2 separate regions of the Mus musculus genome follow, and region 2 is linked to region 1. Evidence: chromatin loops called from intact Hi-C (ENCODE). Cell type or tissue: heart. All regions are shown on one strand. Links, peaks and the distances in the headings refer to the core of each region. The heading gives the core; the rest is flanking DNA. Region 1 overlaps Gm14221 (a long non-coding RNA gene). Region 2 has its middle 46 kb from the start of 9130015L21Rik.

Evidence for each region. A loop is a pair of places that touch in the nucleus more often than their neighbours do. Peaks named below come from ENCODE experiments on the same cell type or tissue, not always from the same donor. Only the 100,000 strongest peaks of a DNase experiment are listed, where the experiment ranks them.
Region 2: it touches region 1 in a loop (5-fold over the local background); 5 of 42 quality-filtered maps call a loop at or near these places.

The regions. Positions count from the first base shown.
Region 1 is chr2:160,577,371-160,580,184 of GRCm38, forward strand. The region is part of intron 1 of Gm14221 (a long non-coding RNA gene); the gene reads right to left. Among named protein-coding and RNA genes, the nearest start is that of Gm14221, 2.0 kb to the right of the region's middle. In heart, for the core only: a CTCF peak has its summit at 1,527 (motif pointing left); no DNase peak of the experiment used is centred there; H3K27me3 peaks cover 2,500 bases.
Region 2 is chr2:160,061,477-160,064,290 of GRCm38, forward strand. No RefSeq gene overlaps it. Among named protein-coding and RNA genes, the nearest start is that of 9130015L21Rik, 46 kb to the left of the region's middle. In heart, for the core only: a CTCF peak has its summit at 1,275 (motif pointing right); no DNase peak of the experiment used is centred there.

The DNA.
Region 1 (2,814 bases), core at 261-2,760:
GGGAATGGGGCAAAAAGATGGCAGGATCTTTTTTTTTTTTTTTTTTTTTTTTTTTTGGTTTTTCGAGACAGGGTTTCTTTGTGTAGCCCTGGCTGTCCTGAACTCACTTGTAGACCAGGCTGGCCTCGAACTCAGAAATCTGCCTGCCTCTGCCTCTCTGCCTCTCCTCTGCCTCTCTGCCTCTCTGCCTCTGCCGGGATTCAAGGCATGCGCCACCACCGCCCGGCCTGACAAGATCTTCATGCAATCTGGACCAGGTAGAAGGACCCAAAGGTGCTCACACACACACACACACACACACACACACACACACACACACACACACACAAAATGATGCAATTTAAAAAAGAAATCACTGCATCAATGCTCTGGGCACAGTAAATGCTGACATTGGCCTGGCATCCAGGAAGCAAGAGAGGCTGGAGGCAAAGAGGCAGCAAAAAGCCCCACAGCTTCCCTCCATCCATCTCAAAGTGGGAGATCCAAACTCCAAAGCTTATCTGGTTTTGGTTTTGGTTTCGGTTTTGGTTTGTTTTGCTTCTTCCAAAACAATGCAGACTCTTCTTTGGGCAAAGGAGTAGTGCCCCGGGGGCCCATGATGTTTCAGAGACCCATGAAAATGTTTTGATTTCCTTCAAAATCCGGAAGAAATGAACCTTGAAAATAGACAAAAATGTACTTTTTTTTTCTCATCGGAAACAAATGGAATGTTCAGAGCCCCCCTGAAAATCTGTCCTCAGAGGAGTCTCACAGACAGTAGCTACTATCCCTGGCCACAAATGTCCTAAGGTGATTCTGACCCTAGAGGAGCCACCCCTACTCTTCCGGTCAGACAGAGATCACTTTCACTTCCACCTGTGAGGGCAGGAGCCCCTCACAGTCCTGCACAGAGCAGCCAGGACAGTCTGTGGAAAAAAAAACTCCCAGCGCAGGTGTATAAACCTGAGGGAGAGGGAGGGCCATGTCACAGGCCCTCCCCTCTACTCAGTGAGCTTCCTTACTCTCCAACCTCCTACCCATCTTTCAAACCTGCCTCCCCTAAGAGAAACTGAGGCACACACCTACATACCCATCCCATTGGAATCTCTAGTGACTCTTCCCTCCAGAACTGTAATCCCACAATGCACACAATCCATTTTCAGTCACAGCCAGCATGGGGCCCTCCTCTGGCTCACTCCATCCCTAGAATCCTTCCATCCCAAGTGCCCTTGGAAGTCCAGTGATCCTACCCAGCCCCTCCCCTTCTGACAGCTGGGAGTGTAGAAGTGGCAGAGAACAGGTGAGTTGAGCTGTAAGCCTTCACCAGCAACATCCCATACAGGGAGTCAAATTCAGAGACGTGGTCCAAGGACCAAAAGAGCTGGTTCAGTCTTTTTCTGTGATCACACACCCATTTTTGTACCTCAGTTTCCCTGTCTGTTAAGCTTGCTTCTGGCTAAGGTCTCTAAAATGAGTCTCCCAAGTAACTGCGAAGCTTCCTCCATCAGCGCAGACAGAATTGCCAACGCAGTGGGAGAGCGCCACCTACTGGCTCCCAGGCCGCCTGAAGAACCGTACCACGAAGGACCAAACCACAGAACCGACCTTCAAAGGCAGGGATACTTTGTCTCCACATAGTCACAGTATCCTCCTTCTTCTTGAGGTCTGAAAAGGGACTCCTTCAGCAAAGCAGCTTCCGCCGTACTATCTACCCCCTACCCCCAAAGACCCCAGGAAAACCATGAGCCCCGTGGCATCCTGCCCCTGTGCCTTGACCATCACCAGGATAGCTCCCCTCACACTAGGCGGAGGGCTGGAAGGGTGGCGAGGGCGGAGGGGGTGGGGGGAGACAATGATCCCTATTGTGACTAAATTTCCCCCTGAAGATCTCATTCAAGATGTTAGAGTGAGCGATCATAAAAGGAATTAATAGTTGATTCGCTGTATAATTTCCTAGTTCAATATACTTTAGTGCAGAGACTAAATGAGCCGTCCCGGCCGTTCGGTGGGGCCAGATAGCGACTTTATCGCTGGGATCTCAGGCTGAGGAATAAAAGCAATTCTTCTGAAGTAATTGCGTCTAATTAAAAGAAACATTTAAAAAGTGTAACCAAAAGGAATTCATTTCAAATGGAAAATTAATGCTGAAAAATAGCCCTGAGCTCTCTTGTCGCAGCTAATAGCCAGGCAGCCGCAGAATAATTAAACTGTTTTTGAAATGTCGATACCATCCTCCTCGGGAGAAGATGGGCACCACTGAGCACGCTGTGGCCATCAGCAAGGAGCCAGCCAGGGACTTGAGGTCAGAACCTAGCTACCAGGCTGGATAAAAAAAAGAGGGGAGGGGACCACCGGGACCAGGCTGGAAGAGGTGGGTGCTGTGACCCTTAATGAGGAATAGCCACTCCCCGGGGACCTGAGTATCTCACCGAATATCCCAAACAATCCTACAAGTCTGGTTAGTTATAATTATATTGTGATAATTCAAAGGTAGATTCCTCAGGACCTCAGGCACCTAGCCCAAGATCACAGCAAATCTCAGCAGATTCAATATTCAAACTTAAGCCTGCCTAGCTTTGCCCTTCACGTCAATTCCAAGGCCCTGAAGTTAGGTGTCAAAAAAGGCTGTGGGCTTTCAAATATTGTGGTCGCCGGTCCTGTCTATGAGGAGCATCACCTGGTTCCCGTCTGCAAGGCTTTGAAAAATCCACCTCTCGACTCCATTCCCAAAGATTCCAGCTTCGTTGGTCTAGACACTGGACCGGTGACACTGTTCTCAACCTGCAGGTCATAACCCCTTTGGCAACCCTCTATCTCAAAAAAAAAAATTACAAT
Region 2 (2,814 bases), core at 9-2,508, 520 kb before region 1:
AAAAACAAACAAACAAAAAATCCTTTCCTTCACTGTCCCTGACGACGTGCCTCATTTACTCTAGCCCTTGGTCACTGAACTAATGAAGGAAATCATCATTGTGGGGATTGTAGAGCAACTAAGTCACACAAGTGAGTAGATAGTGGGATTCTCAAAGGAGGTTACAGATGGTCTGGACGTTAAAGCTTCTTAGAGCAGAGGAAGGAACTGTTTCATGTAATGTATGGGGACATGAACCAGTCCCTGCTATGAAGGCATGGAATATCAGAAACATATAATGTCCTTCTCTCTAATACCATCAGCTCCACACAAAGCTGTTTCCACTCCCGAAACCGCTCTGCTCTTCTCTGTAACCCCTACTTCATGGTCCAGACTTAGGCCTCTCATGCTTGATCATTTTTTCAGCACGAGTTATCTTAGCCCAGGTTGTCGAGCTCTCTGCACCACGTAGCCTACCCACTCGTCCCACGTACTTTTGAAAATTAATCCAAAGGGAGCGCCTATATCAGAATCACTTAGAAGGTATTAAAACATTGCTGACCATATTCCCACTTATGATGTACTGAATCAGAATGTGAAGAGAGGATACAGCAGGAGCCTGCCTTTCACACGATCCTCGTGGGCTCTACTAAACACTCAAGATCACTATTCTTGTTTCATTGACATTGATACATAACAGCTTACCTCTCCTGGGAGTTTGCTGAGTACCCTTTATATACCAGGCGTACTGCAAAAGTGTTCCACATACATCATCTTTTCAAAGGGTCATTAATCTGCACACTGGTCTGAGCCAGGCCCAAACATTCTTAAGCTTAATTCTCTCAACAGCTGTATCAAACAACTACAGAGCATGTCAGAGGAAGAATCCCTGACTGTGTGAGACATGGGACCAGTCAGTTTTGAGGATAAACAGAGCAGCAAGAAGCTTATGGTACTGTCCTGGGGTTTGGGTATCAACTGAAGACTGTCTTCTGTTTATATTGCTGGAGCAAGATGAGACAGATATTGTCAGCATCACAGCATAGGATCAGCTATTTTTCCCCCACTGGAGCCTCTAATCCACTAAGGAGACTGCAACCCTTTTAGTATCCCTCCTCGTTAGTGCCTAGATATCCCATGCTTCATACTCTCTATGTGCTCACACTTTAGACGCACCCAGCAGAAATCCTGACACGTGGATGTTAAAGTTGCCCAGGACAGCAGAAGTGCTGTGAACTGAGGTCTCTGGGGCAAAACCAATAAATAACATCTCCTCTTCCCTACCCCACTAGAGGGCACAGCCTCCCTGCTGGGACTTCCTCCCAACTATACCTTCCCAACCTCAACTTCACCACTCAGGAACAAAGTGCCTGATCCTTTGTCTTAGAAGGGTCTGTTTGCTTCTATGTCAAGCCTGACTGAGCTACACTTTTAAGTACCCAGTGCTGGCTTATGAAAAGTTGCCAGGCTAAGGCAGGTTTGGCACACCTCCATCCCTTTGTTAGAAGGAAGTACCTAAGGCCCATTGGCTGAGCTAATACCTGGCAGCTGTCAGATCCATGACATCAACTAGATAGTGTTTCCTGAGCATTTACTATAGCCCAGGTCTGAGGAAAGCCCTTGGCATGGATTATCTCATTTTTTTCCATTCTTCATTCCGCTGCCTGCTTATAGAGCTGATCATAGAATATCCTTATTTGTACTCTTCAGTGAGCTCCCACTGTGCTTACAAAAATCAGACCCATTCCTGCATACAACCTCTGAGGCCATATAGGACCCAGGACTACATGTCTCTGTCTGGCCTCTCCCCCTCTCCCTACTACACTCTAGCAAGCTAGTGATCATCACTACCAGCTGATGGGGACACTTGTCAGGGCTCAGTGTGAGCTCGTGCTTGTTTTAGAGTCTGTGGCACAAGTTTGTGGGCTGCCTCTGATATTGAGTGGTTGTTCCCACCTTCTTGGTTGTCATCCAGGCTGGAAAACATGAAGGAGCCAATTATTATTCACTGTGACTTCACGCAAACCACACAACGACACAGACATCCACCCAGAACACTGCTCATTTTGCTTTTAAGCTTCTCTGCTGCTCATGCTACTCCTTGCCAGAAACCTCTAGTGGATTCTTCTAATTAGTATGGTTCCCCCGTAAGAACAATATGACTAACTCCAACCAACCAAAGAGCCTCCTCCTCTAAATGAAAAGGGCCCTGGCTTCTCTGGAACCCACTGGATATCTACCCTGAAGGAAATGCAATAGTGTCCACTCTCATTTATCCAGGAAATGTCCACCTTGGCATTTATCAGAGGGGAAGACCGAGGCTTGGGGATATAAGGCAACTTTCCCAAAGTCAGTGAGAAAGCAAAATGTTCTCTAACATGAACTGTTCTTGAATGAGAGGCTGGATCTGGGTTAGAGAGGCTGCCATTGGATGACCTGAGTACTCCTAAGAAGCAGCCATGTTACAGTGTCTGAAAGATAAATTCTGTCTTGTAGCTTTGGCCAACCATGAGACCAGGCTCAACTTTATCTCTGATACCTCCACTGCCTGATATGTTTCCTAACATTTTCTTCCATCCATATCTTTAATTGCGGGTTGTCCACAGTTTCCCATCCGTGACCACACCAAAGACAAAGGTGATTCCAAGCACAAGCTCTGGTTATCTCACAAAACAGGTGCCATCCTCCACAGCTTAAGCACACTATCAGGCTGGTGGTTTCTCCCCTCATCTTTGCCCAGTGCTCCAGTCAACAGCATCTTTGATCAGGGTTAAAGTTAAAGCCACTTCTTGGCTTTTCTTTCCCCAGCTTCTACACTTTCAGTCCATTCTGGAT